2 separate regions of the Homo sapiens genome follow, and region 2 is linked to region 1. Evidence: read pairs that join two places in POLR2A ChIA-PET (ENCODE). Cell type or tissue: K562. All regions are shown on one strand. Each heading gives the region's core, and the rest is flanking DNA. Links, peaks and the distances in the headings are about the cores only.

Region 1 (10,981 bases), core at 3,216-8,215:
GGGTGACAGAGTAAGACTATGTCTCAAAAAAAAAAAAAAAAGTTTCCATTTGCCACGATGGGGAAGGCAAGGGAGGGACAGATTTGGTGGGGTAGATCAGGGGTCTCACTTGAGACACTTTATGATTGAGATGCATATGAAATATCTAAGTGGAGCTACTAAAGGGGCCTCTGAACATGGTGTGTCCGGAATTGGTGGGTTCTTGGGTCTCACTGACTTCAAGATTGAAGCCGCGGACCCTCGCGGTGAGTGCTACAGCTCTTAAGGTGGCGCGTCTGGAGTTTGTTCCTTCTGATGTTCGGATGTGTTCAGAGTTTCTTCATTCTGGTGGGTTCGTGGTCTTGCTGGCTCAGAAGTGAAGCTGCAGACCTTCGCGGTGAGTGTTACAGCTCTTAAAGAAGCACGTCTGGAGTTGTTCGTTCCTCCGGTGGGCTTGTGGTCTCGCTGGCTTCAGGAGTGAAGCTGTAGATCTTCCCAGTGAGTCTTACAGCTCATAAAAGCAGTGTGGACCAAAAGAGTGAGCAGTAGCAATAGCAAGATTTACTGCAAAGAGGAAAAGAACAAAGCTTCCACACTATGGAAAGGGACCCACGTGGCTTGCCACTGCTGGCTCCAGCAGCCTGCTTTTATTCTTTTATCTGGCCCCACCCACATCCTGCTGATTGGTAGAGCCGAGTGGCCTGTTTTGACAGGGCACTGATTGGTGCATTCACAATCCCTGAGCTAGATACAAAGGTTCTCCACGTCCCCATCAGATTAGTTAGACACAGAGTTTCGACACACAGGTTCTCCAAGGCCCCACCAGAGCAGCTAGATACAGAGTGTCAATTGGTGCATTCACAAACCTTGAGCTAAACACAGGGTGCTGATTGGTGTGTTTACAAACCTTGAGCTAGATACAGAGTGCTGATTGGTGTATTTACAATCCCTGAGCTAGACATAAAGGTTCTCCAAGGCCCCACCAGAGCAGCTAGATACAGAGTGTCCATTGGTGCACTCATAAACCTTGAGCTAAACACAGGGTGCTGATTGGTGTGTTTACAAACCTTGAGCTAGATATAGAGTGCCGATTGGTGTATTTACAATCCCTGAGCTAGACATAAAGGTTTTCCAAGGCCCCACCAGAGTAGCTAGATACAGAGTGTCCATTGGTGCATTCACAAACCCTGAGCTAGACACAGGGTGCTGATTGGAGTGTTTACAAACCTTGAGCTAGATACAGAGTGCCGATTGGTGTATTTACAATCCCTGAGCTAGACATAAAGACTCTCCACGTCCCCACCAGACTCAGGAGCCCAGCTGGGTTCACCTAGTGGATCCCGCACTGGGCCTGCAGGTGGAGCTGCCTGCCAGTCCCGCGCCGTGCGCTCGCATTCCTCGGTCCTTGGGTGATCGATGGGACTGGGCGCCATGGAGCAGGGGGTGGTGCTCGTCGGGGAGGCTCAGGCGGCACAGGAGCCCATGGAGTGGGTGGGAGGCTCAGGCATGGCGGGTTGCAGGTCCCGAGCCCTGCCCCGCAGGAAGGCAGCTAAGGCTCGGTGAGAAATCGAGCACAGTGCCAGTGGGCTGGCACTGCTGGGGGACCCAGTACACCCTCCGCAGCCACTGGCCCGGGTGCTAAGTCTCTCATTGCCCGGGACCAGCAGGGCTGGCCGGCTGCTCCCAGTGCGGGGCCAGCCAAGCCCACGCCCACCTGGAACTCCAGCTGGCCCGCAAGTGCCGCAGGCAGCCCCGGTTCCCGCTCGCGCCTCTCCCTCCACACCTCTCTGCAAGCTGAGGGAGTGGGCTCCAGCCTTGGCCAGCCCAGAAAGGGGCTCCCACAGTGCAGTGGTGGGCTGAAGGGCTCCTCAAGTGCCGCCAAAGTGGGAGCCCAGGCAGAGGAGGTGCCGAGAGCAAGCGAGGGCTCTGAGGACTGCCAGCAGGCTGTCACCTCTCAATGGGAGTCCAGAGTTCAGGGGAGAAGTCCAAACTAGAGATACAGTAGTCCTCTCTTATCTGTAGGAGATCTGTCCCAAGATCCCTGGTGGACGCCTTAAAACATGGATAGTATTGAACCCAATATATATACTGTTTTTTTTTCACCTGATAACCGAGAGAGCTACTAAGAGACCAACAGGCAGGTATCATGGACAACTTGGGTACAATGGACAGAGGGATGATTCACATCCCAGGTAGGACAAAGCAAGATTTCATCACACTACTCAGAATGGTGCATAATTTAAAACTTATGAATTGTTTATGTCTGGAATATTCCATTTAATATTTGCAAACTGTAGTTGACCACAGGTAACTGAAACTGAGGAACATGAAACTTCAGATGAGGGAATACTACAGTATATATTTGGGAGTCATCGGGACATAGATGACATTTAAACCCATGAGACTAAATGAGATCAGCATGGAAATCGGTTTAAATGGAGAAAAAGCTCAAGGAGTTAGCCTAGAGCACTCGAATATTTTAGAGGTCATGGAGATGAGGAAGAACCAACAAAGGAGACCAAGAAGGAGTGGCGGTAGTTATCAAGAGTCAGCCTTCTGAGCCTGCTGGCTGCAGGGTATCCTGATAAAGCTGAATTTCTGGATCTGCAGAGCTAAGAAATCAACAGCAGGGACCCTCACCAAGGTACTGCTGTCTGGAGAAGTCTAGCTAAGTAGTCAGTCAGTGTTTTCCTTTGATATCTTTTAAATGCAACAAAATCTGATGCAAATTATAGGCAAAAACATCAGGACGGCAATATTGTGGTAGATATGGCTAGTCTCTTGTTTGGGGACAGACATTAAACACTACAGCCATGCATGCCACACTGGCAGGAGGAGCTCCACCTTGTGACCCTCCAACCAGGCCCTCAGGCCAACCTTGGAGAACACCCAGCAGAGACACTGAAAACCACTCCCAGTGAGGCAGGAGAATAGGGACTGGAGTTAAGGACCCTAAGGCCATTTCATGCTGACTTCCTAGAACTAAATTGAAAGGAAAACCCTAACTTTCCACGCCTAAGTAACCAAAGGACCAGAGACTACTCCCTTTCCAAACCCCCACCTTTTCTGGATGGCAGATGGGTAATTGAAAGTACCTCTCATTGGTTGCAAAAAGCAAAAGAGTGTAACTTTGCAAAGGAGTGTAACTTTGTAACTTCACTTTAGCCTCTGATTGCTTGCACCAGTCAGATGTTTGCATAGGAGTGTGACCTTTGTAACTTCACTTCGCCTCTGATTGTGGGCCACCACTTCATTTACATGGGGTGAACATCAAGTGGCCAATGGGAACTCTCTAGGGGTTATTTGGACCCAAGAAGATTCTGTATCCGGGGATCTTGAGCCGCTGCTCTGCCGCTCCCACACAGTGGAGTGCACTTTCATTTTCAATAAATCCCTGCTTTCATTCTTTCATTGCTTCATTCTTTCCTTGCTTTGCTGTGCATTTTGTCCAATTATTTGTTCAAAACTTCAAGAATCTGGACAGCTTGCAGTCAAGACCTTCTACTGATAACACCAATGCCCCAATAGCAAAAGGCTACTGGCTCACTGCACCCCCTTTCATTGATGCTGCCAAATACCAACTGACCTAGAAGTAAAAGAACACTTTACACTCCAACTGCTGGACCTTATCAGCAGGTTAGGTTGAGAGAGATTTAAGTTAAGCTTAGCACTCCAAGTCTATGATGGGTTAAATCCCAAAGCCTCAAATCTCTCAAGATATTCTTCCCCCATCCCTGCTGTAATTGAAACCTTGGCTGTCTGCTGACCCCTTTCAAGTGCGAGCTGTTTATTTTCTCATCCCCCCCACAGCTAAATGCCTCAGGGAGTGCCAGGAGGTGGAGCTCGAGCTCTCGTCGCTCCCCAAGACCACTTTCTGATCTTTGTTCCTCCTCCCTCCTGAGAAATCTTTGGTTCTTCCTTGGCTCATGCTATCCGCTTGTATCATCCTCTCCCATTCCTGGTAGCAGTCTTCTATACCTTCCCAGTCACTACCCTCATTTGTGAAGAATTTAGTTCTGTACTCACAGTCTCTCTGTCCTCTTTGTCCCAGCTTCCCCTGTCATTCTCAGTGATTTCAACATTCACGTGGCCAATAACCCAGCGTGCACACCTCATGTTTCCTTGATCTGCCCATTGCAAATAACTACTGCCATTTTGGGACATACTTCACAACCCAGAGCAGCAAGATGGGGCCTTGTATCTTGAAGGTTCATAAACTTCAATTAATTTTTTTCATTGGTACACCAGCACATGGTTTATAAAAGTTGACAACTCTTTAGAACAGGAAATAGGTAAAAGTGTGTATTGTTTTTATTAGAAGTTGGGCCTGTGCTTCATTCTTTCTGTTTTGTTTTCTGTTAAACTCACCGTGGGTCAGTGATTACAAATGGGATTTTATTTTATTTTTATTTTTCAGAGATGAGGTCTTGCTGTGTCACTCAGGTTGGAGAGCATAGCTCACTAGGGCCTTGAACTCCTGGGATCAAGGGAGTCTCCCACCTCAGCCTCCACAATAGCTAGGACTACAGGTGCACACCACCACACTCAGCTAATTTTTAAAATTTTTTGTAAAGACGACATCTCACTATGTGGCCCAGGCTGGTCTCAAATTCCTGGCCTCAAGTGATCCTCCTGCTTTGGCCTCCCAAAGTGCTGGGATCATAGGCTGAGTCACCATGCCCAGCCTATAAATAGGATTTTTAAATGTCACAGTAGATGAAGATAAACCCCTAATGATCCAAAGATACATATGCACAAGGTCATTCATCACAACATTGCTTAAAATTGCAAAATATTGGAAATAATATAAATGTCCATACATAGGTTTATAGTTGAATAAGCTATGGTACATCCATACAATAGAATACTATGTGGCTGTAAAAAAAAAAGTGAGAAAACTCTCTACAAACTGAAGTGGAGTGACTTCTAAAATAAAGTTACAGTGAAAAAGCAAAGTGCCAAAGATATGTCTATAGAATGCTACCTTTTAGGTAGTAAATAAAAGGAAGCATTTTCATACAAACATCTGTACATGAATGTTCACAGCAGCATTATTCATAATAGCCAAAAACCAGAATCAGACCATCAACGGATGAAGGGATGCTATCATTTGAATGTGTCCCCTCCAAAATAAAGGTGTTGCCAATGTGATGGCATCAAGAGGTGGTGCCTTTAACAGGTGATTAAGCCATTAGGGCTTCTCCTTCATTAAAGGGAATAAGGCCCTTATAAAAGAGGCTTCATGTAGCATTTGATTAGTTTGCTATTCCACCTTTTGCCATGGGGTGGTGCAGCAAGAAAGACTCACCATACCAGATGCCAGCACCTTGGTTATGGACTTTCCAGCCTCCGGATCTGTAAGCGATCAATTTTTGTTCTTTATAAATTACCCAGTCTTGGCCAGGCACGGTGGCTCACGCCTATAATCCCAGCACTTTGGGAGGCTGAGGCGGGTGGATCACGAGGTCAGGGGTTCGAGACCAGCCTGACCAACATGGTGAAACCCTGTCTCTACTAAAAATACAAAAAAATTAGCTGGGCGTGGTGGTGGGTGCCTGTAATCTCAGCTACTCAGGAGGCTGAGGCAGGAGAACTGCTTGAACCCGGGAGGTGGAGGTTGCAGTGAGCCGAGATTGCACCACTGCACTCCAGCCTGGGCGACAGAGCAAGACTCTGTCTCAAAAAAATAAATAAATAAATAAATAAATTACCCAGTCTCAGGTATTTTGTTGTAGCAGCACAAACTAAAACAATGGATAAACAAATTGTGGTACATCCATACTATGGAATACTACCCAGCAATCAAAAGGAAGAAACTATTGATGAACACAACATGGATAAATCTCAAAGGTATTGTGCTGAGTGGGAGAAGCCAGTCTCAAAAGGTAACATGCTATATGCTTCCATTTATATGACATTCTCAGAAGGCAACATGATAGAGATAGAGAACAAATCTGTGGTTGCCCAGGTGGGGGTTGGGGAGGCCTTGACTACAAAAGGGCAGCACATGAGAAGTTGGGAACAGCTCTGGATCCTTATTGTGGTAGTGGTCACACCAGCCTATACATGTGCTCAAATTCCTAGGACTCTACACCAAAATATGATGTGATTATGCTGCATATCAATTACAAAAAGTATAGTGGTGGAATTTGTGGTAAAAATGTTATGACTTTAATCGTAGGTCTTCAGATAGTTATTAGAGATGTATCACTCCAACACTTGGACCGTCTATTGGTATAAAAAAAAATACTGGCCAGGCACGGTGGCTCACACCTGTAATCCCAGCACTTTGGGAGGCTGAGGCGGGCAGATCACCTGAGGTCAGAAGTTTGAGACCAGCCTGACCAACATGGAGAAACCCCGTCTCACTAAAAAAACAAAATTATCCAGGTGTGGTGGTGCATGCCTGTAATCCCAGCTACTCAGGAGGCTGAGGCAGGAGAATCACTTGAACCCAGGAGGCAGAGGTTGCAGTGAGTCAAGATCACACCACTGCACTCCAGCCTGGGCAACAAGAGCAAAACTCCGTCTCAAAAAAAAAAAAAAAAAAATACCAGCAGTGCCAGGCACAGTGGCTCATGCCTGTAATCCCAACATTTTGGGAGGCCAAGGCAGGAGGAGGATTGCTTGAGCCCAGGAGTTCAAGACCAGCCTGGGCAACATAGTGAGACCTCATCTCTACAAAAAAATTTTGAAAATTAGCTGGGCGTGGTGGTATATGCCTGTAGCCCTAGCTACTGCAGAGGCTGAGGTGGGGGTATCACTTAAACCCAGGAGTTGGAGGTTGCAGTGAGTTATGATCATGCCACTGCACTCCCGCCTGGGTGACACAGCGAGACCCTGTCTCTGAAAACAAACAAACAAACAAAAAAAAAAACAGCAGCAAAGAAACTAAAAGTATCATGCAACTCCCATGAAAAATAACTGAAATTTGGATTACCATGACCTGGTGTATTGGTCCATTTTCACACTGCTGATAAAGACATACCTGAGACTGGGCAACTTAGAAAAGAAAGAGGTTTAGTGGACTTACAATTCCATGTGGCTGGGGAGGCCTCATGATCATGTCGGAGGGCAAGGAGGAGCAAGTCACTTCTTACACAGATGGCAGCAGGCAAAGAGAGAGCTTGTACAGGGAAACTCCCATTTTTAAAACCATCAGATCTCGTGAGACTTATCCACCTAGAATGGAAGGACATTTCATCATCACCTAAAGCTAAACACAACAGGCCAAAGGCAAAAGCTATGGAAACCACATTTTATAAGGTTGTACTGAATTGCAAAGGTTAGACCTACTGAATTCATTGTTCACACACTTACCAAAACTGCTGCCAAAGACATAGTGAAAATGATGACTGGGAACAAAGCAAGTGTATTTGTCAAATATCACAGTTCTTTTTAAAATTACAGATGTGGCTGGAAACTTAAAATAGCAAATATCCAACTTCTGAGGAAGTTGATATTATTTGCTGCAAATTGATGAGTCTACTGATCTTGTGAATTTAGCTAATATTTTGGTATTTATCATATTTAACTTAAGCCACTTCATGAAGACATCATGTTCTGCCAATCTTTTGCAACTTGTACAACTGAAGAAGAGATTTCCTTCTCTTCCTTCCTTCCTTCCTTCCTTCCCTCCTTCCTTCCTTTCATCTAACTAATGATTGCTGGGCACTAATGTGCCAGCCACCATTGCAGGTAACAAGGACACTGCTGTGAACAAGAGACAAGATCCCTTCCCTCATGGATCTTACATTCTGGTAGGTGGAAACAGACAATAAAATGACAGGAAAGAAAAACAGCAGACAGGGATAAATGCTATACAGAGAATTGAAATGGGGCAATGTGGTAGAGTGAATGAGGGCCCTGTAGATGGGGCAGTCAGGCAAAGCCCTCTGACAGGAGGTAACATTTTTTTTTTTTTGAGACGGAATCTTGCTCTGTCACCCAGGCTGGAGTGCAGTGGCACGATCTCGGCTCACTGCAAGCTCCGCCTCCCAGGTTCACGCCATTCTCCTGCCTCAGCCTCCCGTGTTGCTGGGACTACAGGCGCCCGCCACCATGCCCGGCTAATTTTTTGTGTTTTTAGTAGAGGCGGGGTTTCACCGTGTTAGCCAGGATGGTCTCGATCTGACCTCGTGATCCGCCCGCCGCGGCCTCCCAAAGTGCTGGGATTACAGGCATGAGCCACCGCAACCGGCCGAGGAGGTAACATTTAAGTTGAGCTCTGAACGACAAAAAGAAATCAACTCTGCAAACTGGGGAAAGAACATTCCAATCAGAGGAAGCAGCTAGAGCAGTGGTTCTCAACAAGAATAGCACCACCTCCTAGGAAGCATTTTGGAAATTTGCGGGGAAGAGTACCACAGTGATTGGGGTATTCTGCTGGCATTTACTGGAGAAAGGCCAGGGAAGCTGCACATCTGCAATGCGTAAGACAGTCCTGCATCCTTCATGGCTCTCAAAGATCCCATCAGACATTCATGTAGGTGGAAAACCTGTTTACAATTATCTGTGTCAAGAACTTAACTTTGCTTTACTGCTAAAGACAAAACATTTTTTGCACAGTGTTTTTGTACATGGCATTTTCCAGGATCGCAAGTACCATGTAAATAGAAGGAAGGTTGTATCTTGTTTGTTTCTTTCAGAACTTCATCAAGAGTTGTTTAACATTAAAAAAAAAAAAAAGTTGCCGGCCAGCTGCAGCGGCTCATGCCAGCACTTTGGAAGGCCCAGGCGGGTGGATCACCTGAGGTCAGGAGTTCAAGACCAGCCTGGCCAACATGGTGAAAACCCATCTCTACTAAAAATACAAAAATTAGCCATTTGCCGGGTGTGGTGGTGGGCGCCTATAACCCCAGCTACTCAGGAGGCTGAGGCAGGAGAATCGCTGGAACTCAGGAGGCAGAGGTTGCAGTAAACCGAGATCGCGCCACTGCACTCCAGCCTGCACAACAGAGTGAGACTCCATCTAAAAAAAAAAAAAAAAAAAAAAAAAAAAAGTTGCCAAGGAAATAAAGATGTGTCATTAAAAGGAAAAAAATCTCACCAATGGCAAGGCAATGTCACAGAAAACACTGCACCTTCAGAGAAAATTGATGGAGAAGAGAATTTTTTAAATTGATGATACATGGCCACGGCAAAACAAAACAAAACAACAACAAAAAAAAAAAACAGGAGAAAAAGGTAAACAGTATAAAAAGGCACACAGGGTTGGGTGCGGTGGCTCACGCCTGTAATCCTGGCACCTTGGGAGGCCAAAGGGGGCAGATCACTTGAGGTCAGTAGTTTGAGACCAGCCTGGCCAACATGGTGAAATTCCGTCTGTACTAAAAATACAAAAATTAGGGCCGGGCACGGTGGCTCATGCCTGTAATCCCAGCACTTTGGGAGGCCAAGGCAGGTGGATCACGAGGTCGGGAGATAGAGACCCTCCTGGCTAACACGGTGAAACCCCGTCTTTACTAAAAATGCAAAAAAATTAGCCAGGTGCGGTGGCGGGCGTCTGTAGTCCCAGCTACTCTGAAGGCTGAGGCAGGACAATGGCATGAACCTGTGAGGCGGAGCTTGCAGTGAGCCAAGATTGCGCCACTGCACTCCAGCCTGGGTGACAGAGCAAGACTCCGTCTCAAAAAAAAAAAAAAAAAAAAATTAGATTGGTGAGGTGGTGGCTGCTTGTAGTCCCAGCTACTGGGGAGGCATGAGAATTGCTTGAACCTGGGAGGCAGAGGTTGCAGTGAGCTGAGATCGTGCCACTGTACTCCAGCCTGGGCAACAGAGCGAGACTCTGTCTCAAAACTAACTAAATAAATCAATAAATAATAAAAGAAAATAAAAGGGCACACAGTCAAAACTCAATCTCCCTTCCACCTCTGTTCCCAAGTCTCCAGGTTTCCTTCCCCAAAGATAACCTGATTATCAGTTTTTTGGGTATCCTTCCAGAGGAATTATTTCTTTTCTGTTTCAAAGGAAGGAAAGAAGGAAGGTAAGAAGGAGGGAAGAGCGGAAAGGAGGAGAAAGCAACCCCATATAAATATTTATTGGTCTGAGCATGAAAAAAAAATATGAGGAAAAACATTCACACACGCACCAAGCTCTTAACCGTGGTTACCTCAGGGCATGGGCAGGGGAACTTAACTTTCTTTAATACACTTCTGGACTATTTGTCTTGTTACAACAGGTATAAACTACTTTATAATTTACAAATTTCCCAAAAAGTAAAAAATAAAAGAAAATTAGGAGAGCAGGAATCAATCAACATTAGTATAAATATAACAAGATAAATTATATTCTAAGAAATACTAGCAAGTTAAACTAAAGTAATGTACTGAGAGATTTCAGTTGGTGAGAAGATAAACTGAAAAATGAAAGCTGGAGAATTTAAAAAACTGTTAGCATCTCCCAAGCCCTGACTGGGGCAACGAGAGGCTGCCTAGGGCTTAACTCTCAGCTGGCCACCTTTCTCCTTATATTGCAACATAACTTCTAAGATTTTTTTTTTTACTCACTGCCTCTTCCTTTTTAGTTATCATACATTTATTTTTAGCATAGCACCCCAATTTCACATCATGTACATTTTCCAAAGTTGGAGCTTGTTAACCTACTATGCTCTCCACAGACTTTTCAACAAGTGTGAAAAAGAGGCAATAAGGTTGGCTTGAGTATACAAGTCACAATCCAAATACAGGATATCCTCGGAGATTTATTTATGTTTAGGATGAATATACATAAGGTGCCCAATGCTAAGCAGATGAATGAGACTCTGGCTGAGTAAAATATGAACACCTGGTTAGCACATGATCATGAAAAGACAGAAGGCATCCAATATATAGTTTGGTGTTATTCATTTTATGCTTCAGTGTACCTGCAGTGAAAAATATACATTTTACTTTCTTTTTTTTTGAGACGGAGTCTCGCTGTCACCCAGGCTGGAGTGCAGTGGCGTGATCTCGGCTCACTGCAGGCTCCGCCCTCCAGGGTTCACGCCATTCTCCTGCCTCAG
Region 2 (10,981 bases), core at 3,950-8,949, 190 kb after region 1:
CCCTTTATTTATAGTTGGGGAATTTACAGTTAGAGAAAAGACTGATTAGGGATAAGTGGCATAGTTGATTTTGCTGTTTCCAATGTATTATGTTATTAATTAAGAACCCCAAAACTACTTTTGCTTCTTTGTTGTAAACCGTTCGTTATGGAAGTTTCTGGAACAACCAGGTCCTAGTTAGAGTGATGAAATCTTAAGACAAGCAACACTTAAGGGTATTTTGGTTTAACTTCACACACTCGAAGTAAGAGGAATATATTCTCAAGAGCTTACACTACCAAAACATTGGGGAGAAATGCTTCCTCATCAGAATATCTTGGTATACATGCTAAATACAAAGGTTATGGAATATAATCTTCATCACATAATCTAAAAATTGTTAATAGACATGGTAAGGTACTGGTATTTGCTTTTCATAATAGATGTGTTCTTTAGAATTGGGGTATAAATCGTTTTTATTTTTTTTTAATTTTTGGAAATGTTTCTGAGTCATAAAATCTTTTTCAAAATGAATCTCTAAAGTCCACTAAGAGTGTTTTAAATATAAATAAATCCTATGATGAAGAGTTTTGGATATTACTTGAAAAATCGATTTTCAGTCATCAAAAATAATTTTGAAGTTATATGTATTTTGCTTTCTTCTCAGGGGTCACAAACTGGTGGCCAAATGGCAGAAAACACCTGCAGGTGTGTTTTCTTTGGCCAACACAGTATTTTCCAAAACTTGACTTTGTGAGTGTCTTTAGGCAGAACATATACCCCCTCTAGTTCAACCATATCACTCCTTATTGCCATACACCAGTCACTTAACACGTTTATGTAATTTTGGTGGTCTCCCTGTATAGATGGATTAATTGATACTTTCCTTACGATGTCTTAGCCTCCTCGGGAAGATGAACAAAATTAGTATACATTATGTACAACAATGGTGAGGCTTAAATTTTCAGTTATTTTAAAGCCTAGCCTTCTAAATATTCAGAGGGTAAGCTGTAGTCTCAAGACTGCATAATACTAATTCTGGGATTTTAAATTCCCTTAACATTTGTTTTAGAGCTTAGAAATTACATTGAAGGTTATACTAAACAGGTTCTGATTAGTGTGACTAAAAGTGTGAAGTTTTTACCCTCTTTTTAATGTGTACCTTGAATAAGATTTGGGTTGTCTTAATTTATATTCAAGTAGACATAAATAGGTTGCTTCACTTCTCAAGATATTAAGTGAACTGTTTTAAAAGACTTGCGATTAACTTCTTTGGTAGCTAGGTAATCACTTAGTTGAACTTCTGGGCAAGTGTATGCAGAAAGCTCAAGTCAAGGAACTTGTGAGCCACCAATATAGGTACTCAACTTGCTTTGAACTGTGAGTGTTTGATGTAGACCTAAAAGTACTGTTTAATATCTGAATGCCTTAATTGTATATTTCTTACTGATAGTTCTGATTTTTGGGTTTTGCCTCCTTCAGCTGAGTCTAGAGATGTGAAACTTTAGAATTATTATAGCAAAAATAGTTGCTCATGGTTTTGGAGCACTTAACTTTGTGGAACTATGCATATTCCTCTCATTTAAACCTCACAACAATGCTATATGGTGGGTACTATGATTAATCTCATTTTACAAATGAGGAACTTAAGGTTTAGTCAAGGAGAACACCTTCCCCAAAGTCTCACAGCTAGTAAGTACCAAAGCAAGGACTTGGGCCCAGACCTGTCTGACTGCAGAGCTCATGCTCTTAGCAGTGTGTTTTACTGTTTTTGCTTATGGCTTCCCTATGTCTTGCTTTACTACCTTTAGATACCATATTTAGTGATGGTTTTGAAGTAGCTGGGATCTCCATGTGCTATTACATCTGCCCAGTTTTAGAGCAGTGTCTCTTACCCATAATTTAGTCAGATTGCAACATTGATCCAAATGTGTTTACACTTGAGATCATAATACATAAGGAAACTCAAAGTTTTGAACTCTAACACATTCCCACTTTTTCTTGCATATTATAGTGTCAATAAATACTGAAAAGGAAGAACTGTGCTTTCTTCCTCAGAAAGAGGAAGATTTATGACCAGGTGGTGATAAAGGTGAAGTATGTTCTGATGGACATACTTCCATACTTCTAATGGGCATATGTTTGTCCATTCCATAAGATTTTACTTTCTTAGTTATAATACATAGTATCTTCAGGTCTGGCTTTGAAAAGAAAATAGGGAGTAACAATAATTTGAGGAATATAATGTCTCTGTATGTTGCATTTTATATTATTTTGAAGCTTTGAGACACTTGTTCATAGTAAGGGCAGCTTTGTTAGCAAATTGTTTCCAATGAGCTTGCTAAAAACAAACTTTTTGATACTGTTTTGTCACAGATCTAGTCCTAGAATGATTATAGTCTTCTCTCTTTCTTAAGCAGTGATAAACCTTTTAATGAGAACAAAAAGGAAATAAATTGCTAACTCTGAAGGAACCAGTAAGAAATACACTGAAGTATGGTCTGTTGTTTTAGAATAATTTGTTAAATGGACCAGAGTAATATAGTGGAACATGCATCACCTTATACCATATAGTAACTGATTCTTCTAAGTTTACTTGAACAGATTTCAGTCAGGAAAAAACATTGCTCAATTGTGTTCTTCAATTTATTCAACAAACAATTGAAAATAATATTTTAAAGGACATAATCTCTTCATATCACATCTTAACAATTCTTGAATGAGATCCAGTTTGTCCATGCCTTGTAAGTAAGTTTATAACCTACTATGCTTTAGGGCCTCCTGCTACCTTAGGTTGACATATATTTAAGAAAAATAATTTCATTTCAATAGTAGCATAAACATTAGAAAAATAAATTTGCTGGAAACATGAATGCAATCTAAACCAAATGTGATTTTAAAATTATTTCTGCCATTAATTCCCTCCATATGTGTGAATAATTGAGTTGATTTTATAGTGAAGTACCTTATGAGCCATACTTAAGGGTTTCTGAGAGGGACTATGAAGTTTTTCCTGGCTTAAATTCAATTAAGTTTTCATTATAGGGTCACTATGACATGAAAAGGAACCAGTATGAACACTTTTATACTTATTCCCTTCTATTTTAAAAATAACTTGATTATGGATTTGTATTCTGGCATTGGTTTTTGAACCATTGTGCTTTCATTCTTTCTAGTCTGTCTAAAAATCACTGGAGCGTTTAAGATGGCAGCTGACTAACATAGGCCTTTGAGGTCTTTTGGTCTTCTAAAGGAAGAAGGCCAAATTTTGGGCCCAGTTTCTTAAGGATGTTTTCAAAATGTACAGTGGCTAAAATCTTGTAAGCAGTAATTTTGTGTTTATGATGGCTGTCTCCAAGTTTGGGGGAAAATAATGGCAAAACAAAAAATCACATTTGAGTAGTTCTTAGAGCAATTCCTAGAGATGTATTTCTTACCTGGCCTTTCCTCTCTACCCTGTATCTTTGCATTATTTAATACTTGGAAAAACCCACATAGCATTAAAAACAAAGTACTACTGAACAAAGTGATAAATACATTTTCTTAAATCTTTCTTTTCTAACCACAGGAACATTTAAACTTACAATAGAATTCACTGAAGAATATCCAAATAAACCACCTACAGTTAGATTTGTCTCTAAGATGTTCCATCCAAATGGCAAGTATCACTTTTAGTACAGTGTTTTAAACTACTATAGTGTTTATTATGGAGTATTCCACATTTCCTGTGTATTTTGTGGTGCCTGAGTATTTGTTTAGGCAGCTTGCTGCTTCTTGAAAGCTGAACTTGTTCTTGGTTGTCTGTGGCTGTCTTGTCCTAGAACTGAAGCAGTGGAGGTATTTTCCCTTTGCTTGGAGTCTGGGAGCCTCCTGATTTTGATGACCTTTGTCATTTACTTATTAAACAAAATGAAGGATGCTCTTGAGGTTTCCTTTTAATGCTAGGCCAGATTGGGATAGTCTTGTGTTGTAATTATTTTCACTAGCGTTTAGAAAAGTAGTTTTCATTGGACGCATATCAGAATTACTGTGGAACATTTTAAAAACACAGATGCCTTCGCCCCACTCCAAACCTAATGAATAGGATTCTGTTGTTGAAGGCCAGGCATACGGTATTGTCAGAAAAGCACCACAGGTGATTCTAACTTAACCACTTTGCACTTTTTAAAATAGTAGTAAGCCTAGAACAGCTTGCCTTTTATTTAGGTTAATGAAGTATTTTTCAGGGTATCAGATATGTTTATCTTTATGCCAAAATGAAATCTTGTGAACTCTGAGTGATCTTTTGTTATTTCAGATAGGGGATACAGCCTACAAATTTGGTGGAATGAATTTCCCACATGTCTGTGGATAGCTAGGGACCCTGTTCAAAAATGTTTCTGATTTCCTGGATAATAGGGCAGCCTTTTCCAAAGGATGAACACTAAATATCTTCCAGTTTTATACTGATCACATCTGACATTCTCTGATCATCCTGATTATTTCACTAGTGGTGGTTATGACTTATCTTTTTAGGCAGTTAACTGGGAAGCAACATAGGAATCTTTAAACTTCAAAAGCAAAGTATTCTTGACTATTTTTGTTTTGTCTATAATGTTAAAACCTTAGTGGTCTTGTTACGTTTAATGTACCTACTTCTTTGTTCTTAGTCTATGCAGATGGTAGTATATGTCTGGACATACTTCAGAACCGTTGGAGTCCAACCTATGATGTGTCTTCCATTCTAACATCCATACAGGTGAATTTTTCCTTAATGTGACGAACTATAACTTTTAATATGTTTATATTAGCAATTGAATTGTTTTTGAAAGTCATAATGTAATAGATCTTTTTATTTTTGGTCAAAGCTTGTTTGTTTTATAGATGAAAAGTAGACCATTAAGACCCAAGTCAGCTGGGTACAGTCGCTCACACCTGTAACCTCAGCACTTTGGCAGGCCAAGGTGGGAGGATTGCTTGAGTTCAGGAGTTTGAGACCAGCCTGGGCAACATAGTGAGACTCTTCTCCCTTAAAAAAAAAAAAAGCCGCATATATTTTCCTAGCTACTAGCAGATTCACATAACTCTGGGTTTGTATGCTAAAGACAAGAAATGTAGCTGTACTTAGGACAATTCAATTGAGTGTCACTACCTTATAAAATAGTTGTTTTGCATTAAGGAACTGACATTTTAAAAATTGTCTCTTTAGTCTCTGTTGGATGAACCCAATCCCAATAGTCCAGCAAACAGCCAGGCTGCTCAGCTGTACCAGGAGAACAAACGGGAATATGAAAAGCGTGTTTCTGCAATAGTAGAACAAAGCTGGCGTGATTGTTGACCCCGGGTACAGTTTAAAGAAGCTGGCCATAAGAAAAATATATATTGATGTGTTTGTCACCTCCCTACTCCTGTCATTACATTTACTTTATTAAAAGCAAAATAACTGTTGTGCTGTTTCCATCTTCCTTGCCAAGTTTTCCTACCCCTTCTACCCTCTCCTTAAACATCAGAAAACACCCTCTATGAAATCAAATGTACTGTACCTGGGTTACTTGCAAAAATTACTAATGCTTCAGTTTTTCTGTTGTATTTCATTTCCAGTTTTCAGGCAGTTATTTTTATTATTGTACTTTAAGCTTTTAAGATGAATTGTTATACAAGAGGTGCTTATGCTTAGCTTGATGACCAGGATGTTATTTTTAACAAAATGATTGCTGAAGTGTTTCATCCTGGCTGGTCCTTCACTTGTGTTGGATTTAGAAGTGAATGTGTTTGGAATATGGCCTACAGAGAATAGAAACAAATCCATGTAAACAATTTTGAAGGAGGCATGGGAGCTAAAAATCCTGTGATACTAAGATCTCAGTCATATGAATTACAACGTAGTATTTACTGGCAAGAAGGAGAAAGTTGAAGGACTCAGCTAAAGGAGTACAGCAATTGTAGTAACTGACACATCCTCTCTTTGCAAGCTGCTGACTGGGCACACTCATGCCAAGTTTCAGAATTATTGGTCTTCTGGGTTTTTGCTTTTTAAAAGAGGTGTGGGAGCAGAGGAATGGAAACAATCGTGAGTTTTTGAGCTAGGGAAAGTTGGAGCTCCTTTAATCTTTTTAAAGGATCAGTGCTGCCCTAAGTGAATAAACTCAATTGTCCATCTTTATTTTAGAGTTTTAATGAATTCAAGGAAGGGAGCATAGCATATCTGTGGCAAACTATTTTCCACTCAAATCCTGAGTTATTGCTGCATGCTTTAATTTCTTCCCTTTCAGCATCTGAGAACCTTAAAGCCAATGTCTGCGATCTTTTTTTGGATATTTATACTTTTAGATATATAGTACCTTTAAGTAGCAGTATGGGACAAGGCTTGTAAATGTTTTGTCTAATGTTCTATTGTCACCTTTTATGCATTTATCACTTCCAAATCTAACTTTGCACAAGTAACCCATGTAAAAAAAAATGTACATTTTTCAAAAGTTGTAAATAAAAATAACCTTAAAATTTCATAGTCAAGGTATCTTTTTTTTTTTTTTTTTAGCTCAGTATAAACTTTTTGTATTGGTTTCTTATTGGGATCTCATATGTACTCATTTCCCCCCTCAAACATTAAGGTAAAAGCAAAAATACTCATTCTGGGAGGGGAAAAGACAAGACAGATACTTCTGGAGAGAACTTTTTTTTTCTTTCCAGTCATAAGTGGTAATGCTTTTTAAATATATTAACAGAATATGTTGCCGGGCACAGTGGTTCACGCCTGTAATCCCAGCACTTTGGGAGGCCAGGGCGGGCAGATCACGAGGTCAGAAGATCAACCATCCTGGCTAACACAGTGAAACCCTGTCTCTGCTAAAAATACAAAAAGAAATTAGCCAGGCGTGGTGGCATGCCCCTGTAGTCCCAGCTGCTTGGGAGGCTGAGGTAGGAGAATCGCTTGAACCAAGGAGGCGGAGGTTGCAGTGAGCCAAGATCGCGCTACTGCACTCCAGCCTGGTGACAGAGTGAGACTTCTTCCTCTCAAAAAAAAAAAAAAAATTTAACAGAATGTAAAATTATTAAATAAAGTTACCTCAGTATACATTATAATCAATCAAGGGAATGAGGTTATGGGGGGCGTGCGGGGGGCAGGGATAAACCAACCTAGGTATTTATCAGCACCCTCAGAGACCAAGATCTAACTTGTTGATCCTGACATACCACCTCTTTAAAAGCCCTAGCTCAAAAACAAACAGTACCAAACTTTTTTTTTTTTTTTTTTTTTTTTTTTGAGACGGAGTCTAGCTCTGTCGCCCAGACTGGAGTGCAGTGGTGCAATTTTGGCTCACTGCCACCTCTGCCTCCTGGGTTCAAACGATTCTCCTGCCTCAGCCTCCTGGGTAGCTGGGATTACAGGCGCTCGCCACCATGCCCAGCTAATTTTTGTATTTTTAGTAGAGATGGGGTTTCACTGTGTTGGCTAGGCTGGTCTTAAACTCCTCCTGACCTCATGATCCACCTGCCTCGGCCTCCCAAAGTGCTGGGATTACAAGCCTGAGCCACCGTGCCCGGCCTAGATGGTATTTTAAATCCTATGCAAAGTTTGGGAGTACAGATATCCTCAATCACTTTGATTAAACAAAACTACTTTCTTCTGAGGAGCAACCCATCTCATTTGAAAGAGGCAAGGACAATGACTTTGTAAAAACTACCACCTCTTGGTACTTGTTTGGTTGGGTGGATGGGGCTAAATGAAGTTAAGTCCTTATGACACATGTATCTCACTCATCTTTTAAGACATGGTACTTGAAGCCTCAGTATGGAGTACAATCTGTACTAATTACCACATTACTTGGATTGTTTCACCTAGGAGCAATGTCCTTCAATTTGCTTAATAGTTTCCCTCAAGTCCATTTCTGCTTCAAAGTAGAACCACATTAAATTTTTCTATTTGGTGGATTAGTTTTACATTAACTTTTTCATCCTGCTATGTGGCTGAGTGCTTTAAATTGACACTGTTAATCATACCTGAAACAATGTAAGGCGAGACTCAGAATGGTCAGGTTTAATAACTTTTTTCTTCTGTACACCTGAGAAACACTATACCCAATCTCTTTCACAGGATAATCCATTTAAAACCTTACAACAGAGCCAACAAGCTGACCTCCCAAAACAACATATGCATGGTCAAAGGCACCACAAACCATTCATTTGAACATTTCATGCTAATTGCCTCTTTCTCCCTTTAAAATTTTTAACACCACAGGCTACATGTATTGATAACAAAGTTAATGAAAACAAATTTGCAATGTCCCTTTTTCAAATGGCAGTCAGGTTTGAACTTTTCAATTCTGCACGTGCTGATGTGGGGAAGGAGGTATGATGAAGAACCAAAGCTGCAATTAGAATCCTTTATTTAGGACCCATCTCCAGCTTCAGGGGTTACTCATAGCAAAGAGAATGCATTGTATACTACTAAAAAAGAATCCCAACAAAGTGCATGATATTGCCATTCATTTTGCAATCAAAGGGGAGGAAAAAAATCCAAAAAGTAGATCTGTGATACTAAAAGCTAGATATAAAATGGAAAGAACAGTTAGTTCCTCAGTATAAAAAACACTTAATCCAAATAAAATTTGAAATTGCTCATGTACCTGTACAGATTGTATAGGAAGGTTACTGGGTTAAGAATGACTACATTTCAAAGAAAGGGAAAATACAGTAACCAACTGAAAGGGGACAAAATGGAACAAAATGGAACAACAGCAAGCTTGTCAGCAGCTCATTCATGCCAACGCCATTCTCAACATTATTTTATCCTCAAGCAAGTTAAGTGATTTTGCTCTAATTCTGTATCAATATCACAGATCCTAAGAAGTTAGGCAATCTGGCCCCTCAAATCCAGTAACCAAATTTGTATCTACTTGGTGCAATTATTTGGGAGCCTTCCTAACTGTAACTACCTTAATATTCTGTTCTGTTGGACTCACCTAGACAAACCAGATTATATTTAACAATCCCCTACCTTTCCCTGCCTCAAAATCATTTGGGGGAAGAAAGAAATGTAAAGAGAGTAATCAGTGAAGTTTTCATATCCCTTAATCCCAAAGCCACTCTTACTCAGAGAATTGAAAACAGGTTTTTTTCTAACTCACAAATTCAACCATAGCTTCTGAAGGTTGGCATGAACCTTGTAAATTAAAAACAAAACAAAATTGTAGCCCGGGTGTAGTGGCTCATGCCTGTAATCCCAGCACTTTGGGAGGCTGAGAAGGGTGGACTGCGTAACTCCAGGAGCTTGAGACCAGAATCCCATCTCTACTAAAAATACAAAAAATTAGCCAGGCCAGGCGGTGCGCACCTGAAGTCCCAGCTACTCGGAAGGTGGAGGTTGCAGTGAGCCAAGACTGCGCCACTGCACTCCAGACTGGGTAACCGGAGTGGGACCCTGTCTCAAAAAACAAATTGTAATCCTACAAAATCTATAAACATTTTGCTTAGTTTTTTTTGCCAATGTTAATATGAAGTGGCAAAATAAAATGTACACCTCATTTCTCTTCCTACCGACATTAAGAAAGGCTATGCACTGTAGGAAGACGGTTAATGGAAAACAATTATCACACTGTTTAGTTACCGTAGATGAGTACCAGTTACAGAAATCCAGGTGTAAAGGCTAATCCCTTTATATTTTTTAAGCATTAATTTAACTACAGTGGGCAGCTGCTTAATGTAAAATATAAAAAACAGGGCCAGGCACGGTGGCTCAAGCCTGTAATCCCAGCACTTTGGGAGGCCAAGGTAGGGAGATCACCTGAGGTCAGAACTTCAAGACCAGCCTGGCCAACATGGTGAAATCCCGTCTCTACTAAAATACAAAAATCAGCCGGGCGTGGTGGCGGGTGCCTGTAATCCCAGCTACTTGGGAGGATGACACAGGAGAATCGTTTGAACCCAGGAGGTGAAGGTTGCAGTGAGTCGAGACTGCACCATTGCACTCCAGCCTGGGCAAGAAGAGCGAAACTGCATCTCAAAAACAAACAAACAAAAAACGGGAAAGGAAATTACGATTTCTTGTTGGCCAATTACATGTCAAGCACGGTGCTAAATGTTGTCAAGCACTGTAAACCACCTAATTGTCCTGAACATCATTTCATTAGAGGTGTCTAGTGAGCAATGGTAAATTCACCTGTGCTGTTATGAGGTTATACTTGATTTATCTGAGATACAAAAATAAAATCACATAAAAGGGGGCAGCCAAAGATTTGGTTGAAGCCAGCATGTTGGTCCATAGGAAAAAAGTGATAGTTGACTGATTCCTATCTGTTAAATCCGGACATTCATCCACATGTGCTCTGGGTGCTGAACTATTCTGTGCAAACACCACTTCCCTTCTCCAAAGACCCAGTGTTGCTACAAGGCTGCTGCCCGGAAATGAGCACGCCACCATTCTGATCAACTTTGGCTCCTTTTTATTCAGGAAGCATACACTAATTCTTTTTATACATTTTTTTTTTTTACATTCCAGAAATAAGCGAAAATAGCAGTTTTAAATATGTTACAAAGTTGGCTTTTCAGGCTTAATAAGCTTTTTGAGAGAGGGACCAGCCAACTGACCTTTTCATCAAAGCACCAATGTATCTTCAGTCTTTTACCAAGCTCTACCACAGCTGTGGTTGCCTTGGATGTGCTGCACATCCAAACCGTGTGAAAGCTATAATGGAGAGTTGCTGTGAGTCTCTCTGCAAGGCACCAAGAACAAACAGTTCAAGCTTCCTTTCTTCAGATTGAACCAAAGTTTTTGAAACTTTCAACTGCTCTCTCAAGTAGTGCTCTCTCAGCGTGAAGACTAGAATTTGTTAAAACCCATATATCACAAGATACAGTAAATCACTTCCAATAGTCTGGAAATCACATGGTAGAAGTTATAAATAAATGAACACTAAAATTACTTTAAGAAAGTTTTACATCATTTAGTTGGTAAGGACATTTACGTGTACAGCACAATTTATTGTCAAACATTCTATAACTGGCTTCACACAAAGATGAAAAT

Evidence for each region. Peaks named below come from ENCODE experiments on the same cell type or tissue, not always from the same donor. Only the 100,000 strongest peaks of a DNase experiment are listed, where the experiment ranks them.
Region 2: POLR2A ChIA-PET joins it to region 1 with 5 read pairs; 2 of 35 experiments call an interaction of 5 or more read pairs at or near these places.

The regions. Positions count from the first base shown.
Region 1 is chrX:119,386,214-119,397,194 of GRCh38, forward strand. No RefSeq gene overlaps it. Among named protein-coding and RNA genes, the nearest start is that of SLC25A43, 7.6 kb to the right of the region's middle. In K562, for the core only: CTCF peaks have their summits at 3,821 (motif pointing right) and 5,267; DNase peaks (open chromatin) are centred at 3,798 and 5,268.
Region 2 is chrX:119,577,960-119,588,940 of GRCh38, forward strand. UBE2A (ubiquitin conjugating enzyme E2 A) reads left to right here. Exons shown (of 6, transcript NM_003336.4): 4 at 3,548-3,637; 5 at 4,629-4,717; 6 at 5,168-6,464. The coding sequence ends at 5,296. It overlaps NKRF (NFKB repressing factor), which reads right to left. Exons shown (of 4, transcript NR_163972.1): 4 at 10,378-10,981. Among named protein-coding and RNA genes, the nearest start is that of UBE2A, 8.9 kb to the left of the region's middle. In K562, for the core only: no CTCF peak of the experiment used is centred there; no DNase peak of the experiment used is centred there.